Regions from separate parts of the Homo sapiens genome. Here region 1 is linked to region 2. A link is a contact called in ENCODE Hi-C or POLR2A ChIA-PET data. All regions are on one chromosome and are shown on one strand. Each heading gives the region's core, a stretch centred on a gene start or an enhancer-like site at or near the end of the contact. The rest is flanking DNA. Distances are from core to core; before and after follow the strand shown. Region 1 has its middle 16 kb from the start of AKR1B10. Region 2 has its middle 38 kb from the start of SLC35B4.

Region 1 (5,351 bases), core at 2,590-5,089, 160 kb after region 2:
GAACCACCCCCCATGATCCTATTACCTCCACTTGGTCCTGCCCTTGACATGTGGGGATTATGGGGATTACAATTCAAGATGAGATTTTGGGTGGGGATACAGCCCAACCACATCAAGGACTTCACAGGGGAAGGTAGACCTGGATAGATGAGAGGACCTTGTCAGGCAGAGAAGGCAAAAACAGTTACAGAGACCTCACCAATGGTAGGACTGACCCTGTTCATGGCCCAGGCAGTCTCTAACCTCAAACCAACAGCAATGGTGTGAGCACACATGTGACGTGTGGTGGACAATAACAATGGCTGCCTCCTCTTCCTCACACCTCTTGCTTTTAGGCATTTTCTATCCTTAGCAGGCCAAAGTGACCCTTCCTGGAGAACATAGGAAGCAGACAATTTTGGGTTCATTCATTCCACCGGGAACTGCACTTATTATATAATTACATGTCCCTGGCCCTCTGGGGGAAACAAGGAAGCATTAGGGACTGTCCTTGTGCAAGAAGAACTTATAGTCTTAGTAGGAACAGCACAATACCAAGGCAAAGTTGAAAGTGTGAGTCACAGAAACAAAGGCCACAGCTTCTGTTCACTATGGGTATGTGAGGCCTTCCATATTTTATGAGATACAATACTGAACCTCATAAGCCCAAAAAATAGCTCTCTAAACTTTTCTCTAATTTTCTCTAGGAAATTAAGCTCAACTTATTTATAAAAATGTGCTCACACTGACTAAAGATTGTTAGACTCTGAAATTCAATGATCATAGTTATGATGCTGATGGCAATGTGTACTAGTGATGAGTAACCAACCATCCCTAATGCCCTATCAATAATTCAATGTCAATAGCATCAGTTGTTTTCTATTTCTATATATACCCAAGAACGTACCATCACCATCACAGCTATAGTTTTATGACACTATACATTTCAACTTATTTTTTATTTGAAATATTGATTGTCTATCCTAGGTCCAGCACTTTTTCAGGTGGGAAAATTCAAAAGAAAATGACAGGAAGAGGAAAATACCCTTGGGATGGGACATACTTAGTATCATCTCCCCATATACTCTACCTCAGAATGCAGACGTCTCTGTAATTGGAATAACAGAACCTCTTCCCCCTCTCTACCAATTAATTCACCTTCTCTACCAATTCGCTCTCAAGATTTCAGTTCAAGTTCCAAGCTTTGAAATGCAAATGTCCTAGGGAGGTAGCTGTTGGGTCTGGCTCATCAGGGACTCATGGATCATTTAGCTCCAAATGAATAAGTTTTCAATGGGCTTAATTAAAGAAGGGAGCAGAGAACCCCCCTCATGGGGACTGGGTCTGGGCTTGGGAGACCTGAAACAGCAAGTTGGGTACTGGAGCGAGGAAGGACTGGGGGAAGCTGTAGGTTGAGGCAGGCCCTGTGAATATAATGAGCGTATATATATATATTGGAGATGGAGCCTCGCTCTGTCACCCAGGTTGGAGTGCAGTGGTGCAATCTCGGCTCCCTGCAACCTCCGCCTCCGGGGTTCAAGTGATTCTCCTGCCACAGCCTCCTGAGTAGCTGGGATTACAGGCATGTGCTACCATGCCCAGCTAATTTTTTAGTAGAGACGGCATTTCCCCATGTTGGCCAGGCTGGTCTCTACCTCCTGACCCGAGGTGATCCACCTGCCTCGGCCTCCCAAAGTGCTGGGATTATAGGCGTGAGCCACCGCACCTGGCCATGAGTTTATATTATAATTGCTTCTTAGCACAGAGGAAACAAGAGAGTGCCTAGTATGCGTGAACAAGGATGCAGAGAAAAAGGGAGAGGGCTAGAGTGAGAGCAACAGAGAGACAGAGGAGCTGGAGAATGTACTTATTTTAGAGATACCTCCAGGGCTAGATCTAGGGCAGGCCCTGGTATCAGTTCCTCCCCTTCTCCTCCTGCTTGTGTGTCCCTAAGGAAATTCACGAGAAATTCACACAGTGAATTTCTTCCTGTCCTATGCTCTGTTTTCTTTCACCTGTAAAAAAGGGAGTGGGAAAGTAAGGTAGAGAATAAAGGCAGGGCCAGAGGGAATGAGGGAAAAAAAGCCTAGGGAGGCGTCAGCAGGCCTTGGCCTCTGTTATCTGTTTCCTGAGAGCACAGAATGTCTCATTCCTATGGGTGCTCATTCCGTTCTCTGTGGCCTTTATAAAGGCTGTGCAGTTTTTCAGGTCAGTGCCGTAGATTCCTACATCATTATCACAAGCTCCCACAGTGATGGCTGTTCTTCCCCAAGGGCGTCTCATGTGGCCCTGGGCCCAGAGCTACCTTCAAAAACCCATCTGCGGGGCCTGGGAAGCCTTCTCTTCTCTTACCAAAGCAACTCTGAGACTACTACTCAAAATGTCTTATTCTGCAGAAAGACAAATATCCTTCAAATATTTGTCCCTCAAATATCCCTCAAATATTCTGCAGAAAGACAACTATCCCTCAGGGGCTTTGAGCACCAAGGAAGAGCCTGGCTTCTCAGCCTTGGAACATGAGAGCACAGCTTCTTTGCTGACCTTGGTGTGTGTTTATCACAGGTGACACATAAAGCTTTCTTTCAGACCCAGGACATAGGCACACAGCTTCTCGGTTAGCCTCCCAAGTTTCTGAAGCCCTGATTGTGGGTGTGGGGACTTTGTGCAAGCCAGGGTTATGTTCTTGGAGGGGGTAGTGTTGAAGCCCTGTTTTTCAGACCCTGGACATCTGCACGTAACTGCTCCACTGGCCTAGGGGCATGTCAGGTGCTTGGTGGGTTGAGGACCTGTTCTCCTTGGGGGAGAACACATAGTTATTTGGCTGGCACAAGAGCAGGTTCATCCTGGGTGAGACTGCTAGGTTATTCTTCCAGCTGTATTGGAGATAGCATGGGTTTGTTTCACTGTTGTGCAGGACAAGAGTCATAGCCAATCCTGGGACCAGCCTCTGTACAGTTGGGTACCATGTGGGTTTGGTGGAATGAAGATAGAGCCCCAGTGCTAGAGAGGCACAATGACTATGGCCCCAGAGCAGGGCACACTCCGGCAGTAGGTCTGTTCTCAGGATGGCTCCATGGCTCAGTGGCGTAAGGCGGAGTGCACACCTTATGCACCTCACCTGGAGTGACACAGCTGAGTGAATTCTCAGCAGCTTTCCAAACTGGACTCAGCGCTTACCAGGATGTGGGATTCTCCCATAGTAAGGACTGGAGGTGTTTGCAGTGGCAAGGGGTGACAGGGGGTTCTTCTGTTTACCTTTTTCCCCTAAGAAGTAGTCCTCTTATCTCTGGGCCAGTCCGATCCAGGTGGGTGAGATGGGGCTGCGGAGGCCATGTGCCTCCATCCTGTCCTCCTGAGCCTCCAACCACCTCAGAAGCATCTCCACTCCCCTGCTTCACTCCATCGCTCTCCTTTTGGCACTCCAGTCAAATTTCAGCTGTATATTTATTGCCTTGGTCCTTTCTTGTAGGGAAGATAAGGGTCAGGCATCTCTAGTCAGCCATCTTGCTAATGTCACTCTTCTATTTAATCAAAGTTGTATGTGAAACAGGAGCCTTCAGAAATAAAACCTCCAAAACCTAGGGAAAACTGTTTTTATGCTTAGGTTTGATGAAGAATGAACAGCTGTGTAGAAATGTGATTGCACAAAAGGATGGGCTCTAATGGCAATATACTAAGAGCGGGTGGGAAGCCCAGCAAAGCCAGTCTGTTCAGATTCTTCTTGGCCACTCTGTTGAGCATTCCTTCCTCCTGGCCATATGGCAGGACCCCTATGGATTGAGAGTCTTATGGCCTACTATCAGATAAGGCAGGTAAGCTCCTACACAGAAAGGTGGGAGAAAGGTTAGAGTAATATTTTTAGGTTTTATGACTCACCTTGGGGAGAGGAAATTCTGGTTTCTATGATTCACTTCAGGGGAGAATGAGGGGCAAGAGACAGGAGGGTAGGAGAAGATCTTGCTTCTGAGCCTGCTTTCAGGGCCTTCCAATTTCCTTTTTTTCAAAGTGCTAAACTTGAGATACAGTTTTCTGAGCCCCAACAATCTTTTTTCGGTGTATCACCCCAATGTTCCCTTGCTCAGCTGTCATGTGAAGACAAATATAGCCAGGTGGTTAAAAAAAAAAACACACTATGAGGTCCCTAATCACCTGAAGAAGAAATCTCAGGTCTGCCCACCTAAGGCCACACGAAGTGCTTCCCTCTTGTGAAGGCTGAAATCAGCAGGAATCTTCCCCTGTGGGGAGTGAGGTTGGCACAGGGAACAGGGTAAGTTTCTAGGCAGCATGTGTAGGTAGGGAAGGGGTGCTGACATCGCGGCCTCTCAAACATCAACATGAACAGGTATCACATGGGAATCTTGTGAAAATGTAGAGTCTGACTCAGAGGGTCTGGGGTGGGATCCGAAATTCTGCTTTTCTGTCAAGCTCCTAGGTGATGCCAATGCTGCCAGTCCTCTAAACATACTTTGAGAAGCCAAAGAGGGACATGGAATGGGAAATGATGAGGATTCAAAGACAAAGTTTTCCTTCATTGGGAAATTGCCTTGGTCCACCTCTGGACCTGGGCTTGAGTTCCAGATTGTGTTCTAAATGGACTTTAATTTTTTATGCCTATGTAGACTTGGTTAAACCTTGTTGCCTTTCTCTAGAAAGCATTTTCTCAGGGCAAGTTTTGTGACTTTCCTGGAAAGCCCAGGACATAGGTATGTGCTACCCTCTGCTGGTTAAAGTCTGACATGTACACAATCTGCCGCGGCCCCAGGCTTGATTTTGGATGGGGTTTCCCGATCACACCTGAAATTGTCAAGGCAGTTCCAGGCCAGGAAAGGGATTAGATTGACTCCTTCAATCTTCTAGGTTTGCTCTGTAACAAACCTTTATTTTGGTTTTTGTAGTTGTTGTTTTGTTTTTTTGTTTTGACATGGAGTATCGCTCTGTTGCCCAGGCTGGAGGGCAGTGGCGAGATCTTCGCTCACTGCAACCTCTGCCTCCCCAGTTCAAGCAATTTTCCCTGCCTCAGCTTCCTGAGTAGCTGGGATTACAGGCACCCGCCACGACACCCAGCTAATTTTTGTATTTTTAGTAGAGACGGGGTTTCACCATGTTGGCCAGGCTGGTCTCGAACTCCTGACCTCAAGTGATCCGCCTGCCTCGGCCTCCCAGAAGTGCTGGCGTTACAGGAGTGAGCCACCATACCCAGCCTTGTAACAAACCTTTAGATACACACATTTTCTGAGCTTCACCACAGTGGCGAGAACTTGCTTCTATTGCAAGTAATGGGTCTAGGGTGGATGGATCTAACGCAAATATCTAACACATCTTCAAACGATGTGTTAGAACTGTTAGGGCACTTGCAATCATCTAGTATTGGG
Region 2 (5,542 bases), core at 2,810-5,309:
AAACTGTGAACCATGAAGATATTATTATTTCTCCTCCAAGCTACTAGGAACTATTTTCAGCAATGGCTCACGCCTGTAATCCCTACAGTTTAGGAGGCTGAGGTGGGCAGATCACCTGAGGTCAGGAGTTTGAGACCAGCCTGGCCAACATGGTGAAACCCCATCTTTACTAAAAAAATACAAAATTAGCCAGGCTAATTTTCTAGTGGTGGCAGAGGTTAGGAGGAAGGCAGCCATGAGCAAGGATGCTGGGTGAGCCAGGGTGGGGTATGTGCTGCAAGAAAAAAAAGGCTCACTCAGAAGGACAGCACAACAGAGTGGTGGTGCGTGCCTGTAATCCCAGCTACTCGGGAGGCTGAGGCAGGAGAATTGCTTGAACCTGGGAGGTGGAGGTTGCAGTGAGCTGAGATCATGCCACTGCACTCCAGCCTAGATGACAGAGCGAGACTCTGTCTCAAAAAACAAAAACAAAAAACAATGAACAATAGATAATGGTCTAAATAGCAGCAATAAGGTTTGCTAAGCAAATTATGCTACATCCATAGGATAGAATTATCTGCAGGCATTAAAAAAGACAGCAACGTTTATCTATTGACATGGACAGTTCATCCAAGTACATTATAAAGTAAAAAAGTAAATTATAAATATATAATATATATTATATAAGTATAATACATTAAGTTAAAAAGTTGATCTAAATACATTAAGTAAAAAGTATATTTTTCTAAAATAAAACAATGTTAATTAACATTTGTATTGAAAGATGTCTGAAACAATTCATATAAAAATGTGCTCTTTTCTAGAATAATGTGTATCACTAATGAAATACATATTATATATATTTTACATAACATTATATGTGTGTGTATATATACGTAATGTATATATACGTAATATATATACGTAATGTATATAAATGTGGAGAGTGTGGTTTGGAATTTAGATGCACTCATTGTTTAAAAAAGAATGTAATTTTCTCTGCCTTAGAAAACTTGGTGGTCACAGAAGGATAGGAGGATACTGGCAGCTTGGAAGGCTGAAGGAAGAGGCTTCATGGGAGAAAGAGACCTAAGGAATCTCTAGTCCCTAGGTACCTGGAAATCCATACACATCCCCCTGACCAACCAAAGTCCCAGTTAGGAAAACATGGATATTGCCTACAATATGCGCCCCTAAACCCCTGCCCCCAGCGCCTTCTCCCTCTGCCCGGACCACAGACCGTTCCAGGTGTCCCAGAGCCACTTGGGACCATGTGAACTCAATGAACAAGTGAGCAGGTTCTTCTTGTGGGTTTCAAATGAATGTATGGCAGGACCATCTTCAGACCTGTTGAGACCTGTTGAAAATCTCAACATCCTGCTAAGTTATACTGCCAGGAAAGAGACTGGCCCAACTGGATGGCTGTGGCCCCTTCGGTAGAACTTTCTGTCACTCGTTTCAGGCTTGGCATGAAGCACAGCTGCAATGTTTTGCCACTTTTCCTTGAACTTTGTTACCTTTTCGTTTAATGATTGCCAACCTCATGGGCACTCCACTGTGCATGGAGTCGGGTATGGAGGAGTGAGGTGGGTGCAAAAATAAGTCAAAATATCTCTATCCTCAAGGGCTTTATGGTCTAGCAGAGGAGGTGAATATATAAGCAACAAATTATGAGTCAAGACAAGATGAAAAAAATGCTAAATGGGCTCTGAATCTGAAATGACACAGAGCAGGATCTTTGATCTCAATCTCCTGACTAAATCCAGAAATACACCAGTCCCTCCATAACGACTCAATACTTATGTCAGTAGTTTGAGAAAGGAGTTTAAAATATCAGCTGATGAAGAGACTCTTCATGTTTAACTCCCTGCAAATATTTTTCTGAACAGATATGACTATTTTCTAGTATATGTAATCAATACTGTTTTCAAATAGCTTCTGTGAAATTTGCTAGAAAGATTCACCTAGAATGGTCCTAGCCCCTTCCTATCAGAGCTTGGGGAGCTCCTCTCCCTGCCCTCCACAGGATAGCCCTGGAGGGGATCTTAGGTTGAGCTTCTTGAAAATCGGTCATTTTTATGTAAAGAATTGGTGTGAACAGAGGCTGAGGCAGAAGAATCACTTGAACCTGGGAAGCAGAGGTTGCAGTGAGCTGAGATCGTGCCACTGCACTCCAGCCTGGGCCATAGAGTGCGACTCCGTCTCAAAAAAAAAAAAAAAAAAAAAAAGAATTGGTGTGAATGGTCCCTTTCCTCTGATAGTGAGCCCCCCACTTTCCTATCTGCAATGCAGTTTCTTCTAAATGAAATAGTGTGATGATTTTAAAAATTCAGGCCTGGGAGGCCAAGGCGGATAGATCACTTAAGCCAAGGAGTTTGAGACCAGCCTGGGCAACATGGTGAAACCTTATCTCAAAAAAAAAAAAAGAAAAGAAAATTAGCCGGGCTTGATGGCACACACCTGTAGCCTGTAGCCTCACCTACTTGAGAGTCCGAGGCATAAGAATCACTTGAGCCCAGGAGGCAGAGGTTGCAGTGAGCAGAGATAGTGCCATTGCACCCAGTCTGGGTGACTGCAGTAAAACCCTGTCCCAATAATAAATAAATAATAATAAAAAAATTTTAGGTCTGTGTCTTTTTTTTTGTTTTTCACATCAGGGTCCAACCACAGAAAATTGGGGACAGTGCCAAAATGGGACTATCCAAATGCGCTTCCGTGTGCGCCTCAAGTCTGTATTCTCTTTACCTCTCAGCAGTGAAAACTTCATGCCCCCTAGAATGCTGTCAAGGGGAGGTGCTGCTGGCAGGGAGTGCAACTGCCCAGGCTGGCTTCTCTGGAAGCAGTGGCTGAGATAAGAGTCTGGGCTTCAAATGTGTATTAGGAATTAACCTCCGTAAAAAGAAGGAGGGGTACTGGGCAGAGGAAGGAGCTGAACCTAGATGATGCTGGCCTCAGAAAACCCAGGCCACTCGGGAGAGCCATGGAGCTAGGGCTGCACCATGATAGCTGGCCTTGTATCCTGGCCCTGCTCAGCCACCAGGCACAGCTGCCCTGGGAAATTGTGACCTCCAGCGAGGGAGCAGCTCTCTACAGCTGAGGCTGACCTTGAAGTTGCGGACAGCTAGAGGCTGTCTGCTGACCACACTTCCCAGGGCTGGGCTACAAGTCCTTCCTTGACCTTGTGGCACATCTTTGTGTCGATCACAGGAATGACCACGGGGGGCCTCAGAGGTCTCTGCTCCCTGAGCTGCTGCCTCTTGCAGTGTACAGGTAGATGATATTCAAGGTTTATGTGCTCGATGCTATAGCTGCTCTATGGTTTCTCTGGATGCACCCTGAAGCTACTTGTTCCAGGGTATGCTAGGACCAGGACAGCCCCACATACATGGGAATACTTTTCCGGAATTGCCATGTTAAATTCAAATGATTTCCTTTCTTTCATCAATATGAATCTCTGCTGATCACCTTCAAACTCCCTCCCGCATGCTTAAATGGAGGCTGTTCATTCAAGGACAATACATCAGTAAGATTTTGTTTATATCCAAACTCTAACATCACAAGAAACATTCTCAGGGTGCCCACCCCATGGGGGGATTGTATAATCAACTCACATTCATTAATGTAGTATGTGCTGACTTAAAACCCAACGGGAATTTAATGTAACTTATATTATGCACCTGTTGTGTATTGGGTAAGGTACAGTGTTCAGTTCCCTGGAATGTAGAATGCATGTAATTACCCTCTTCCAAGTTAACAAACAACCCCAGGTAAAGTTAAATAATCAACAGAGTGAACCAAGGATTATGCATTAAAATAATTTTGGTGTTTTGCTGATCATATGCCCAGTGGGGTTTGGAAGGTTGCACAATGGCATATTGCTAAACATTCCAATGCCACATTACCACAAAAACACAAAACACAAAAACGTCACAAGGTCCAGAAAGACTCCTCGTGTGGACTTTGCTTCTTTATTTGCCAGGAAGCAGTTTGGCCCGAGCAGTTCTTTTTTGACTGTAGGAAGTTGAGGGCAAAGTAAATCTGGCAGACAATGAGCCCTGGGCCAAGCTGCACTCTTAGGATAAGACAGGCTGTGAAGAGGGCCCTGTGGCCAACTTCCCGATGAAGCTGTTGGCACAGAAGAGAAGGGGAGCAGGAATCCTGGCTGGCAGCTTTTACGGGAGTGACTGAGCAGCTTTTTTTTTTTTTTTTTAGATGGAGTCTTACTATGTCCCCCAGGCTGGAGTGCAGTGGCACAATCTCACCTCACTGCAACCTCCGCCTCCCGGGTTCAAGTGATTCTCCTGCCTCAGCCTCCCAGGTAGCTGGTATTACAGGTGTGCACCACCACGCTGTGCTAATTTTTGTATGTTTTATAGAGATGGGGTTTCGCCATGTTGGCCAGACTGGTCTAGAGCTCCTGGCCTCAAGTGATCCACCCGCCTCAGTCTCCCAAAGTGCTGGGATTACAGGTGTGAGTCACCACGCCCAGCCCTGGGCAGCTAGCTATCTTGATAACATCTGCCATCTAAGAGGACATTCATTTTGCCAATTTTATTGTCACCAACAACGTAATATTTACCCTTGGAAGTGATAAGACTAGGTGGATCTACTCTCTTCCTACATTAAACGGGAAGTTGATATAATCACTGAAGCTGCTATAAGCTTCTTTGAATAGCAGAGCGTAGACCTGGTGAGACAGACCAATGCCTTCAGATCTGAGCTTAACAGAGCCTGCCTATGATGACTAGTGACAGGTGCTTGCACACTATTTTCCACAGGCCCATCTGGACTGCACACACTCAACGGATGCCAATTACATAACGATCATACACAGCTGGGAATAGACCCACTTGTACAAAATGGATCCAGTGGTAATGGTGTCTCCCCATTCTCACCTTCATAGCGATGCTTTCAGAAATTCATTAAAGTTTGTTGAGTTTTGATAGTTGAAACTTAAAAAACAACAATGCGTACAACATTTCATTTACAGTTTCAAGGTTTCCCAGAGTTTAAAAGAGTTCTGAATAACTTTAATTGCCAAAGTGTTACAACTCAAAAATAGACCTAGCAAATTTGCTTGGCAGTAAGAATGCTGCTAATTTGACATATGCCCATACATTTTTGAGAGACAAATGTATTTTTAATCCATTTAGGTGCCAGGGGTACTCCAAGCCTGCACATGTTTGAAGTAAGGACAATCCCTATAGGTCAGTGTCCTCATTCATCAGAGGACGGTGGTCTCACCCCAGCTGATTTGACATTTCTTTTTTCCCCGAGACGGAGTTGCGCTCTTGTTGCCCAGGCTGGAGTGCAATGGCACAACCTTGGCTCACTGCAACTTCCGCCTCCCAGGTTCAAGCGATTCTCCTACCTCCCACTTGGTTTGACTCTTCAGGCACACAGTTTGATGCTTAACCATAGCATCAAATACTTGTTCTCCAATGGTTATCAGGGTGTGTAAACTGACTCAATAGCTCTCAAAAACTTAGCTGAGAGAAAGACTATACTTATGGAAGTTTGCCCCTAGTGTATGCATCAGAGATAGCTCATTAAGTACTCTAAA

The links. A loop is a pair of places that touch in the nucleus more often than their neighbours do. ChIA-PET counts read pairs that join two places held with the same protein, here RNA polymerase II (POLR2A). Pooled maps may share reads with other maps.
Region 1: a map of naive thymus-derived CD4-positive, alpha-beta T cell shows a loop between it and region 2 (4-fold over the local background). The contact joins two enhancer-like sites. A Hi-C loop is called at or near these places in 5 of 168 maps with a recorded cell type or tissue (Calu3, PC-3, PC-9 and 2 more), 1 of 37 single-sample maps with no recorded cell type and 9 of 50 pooled maps. POLR2A ChIA-PET finds 5 or more read pairs at or near these places in 2 of 52 experiments (A549 and activated T-cell).

Annotation. Positions count from the first base shown.
Region 1 is chr7:134,508,677-134,514,027 of GRCh38, forward strand. No RefSeq gene overlaps it. Among named protein-coding and RNA genes, the nearest start is that of AKR1B10, 16 kb to the right of the region's middle. Within about 2 kb of position 3,840, at least 3 of the 41 ENCODE cell types and tissues checked have a DNase peak (open chromatin) inside an H3K27ac peak, as active enhancers do.
Region 2 is chr7:134,352,177-134,357,718 of GRCh38, forward strand. No RefSeq gene overlaps it. Among named protein-coding and RNA genes, the nearest start is that of SLC35B4, 38 kb to the left of the region's middle. Within about 2 kb of position 4,060, at least 5 of the 41 ENCODE cell types and tissues checked have a DNase peak (open chromatin) inside an H3K27ac peak, as active enhancers do.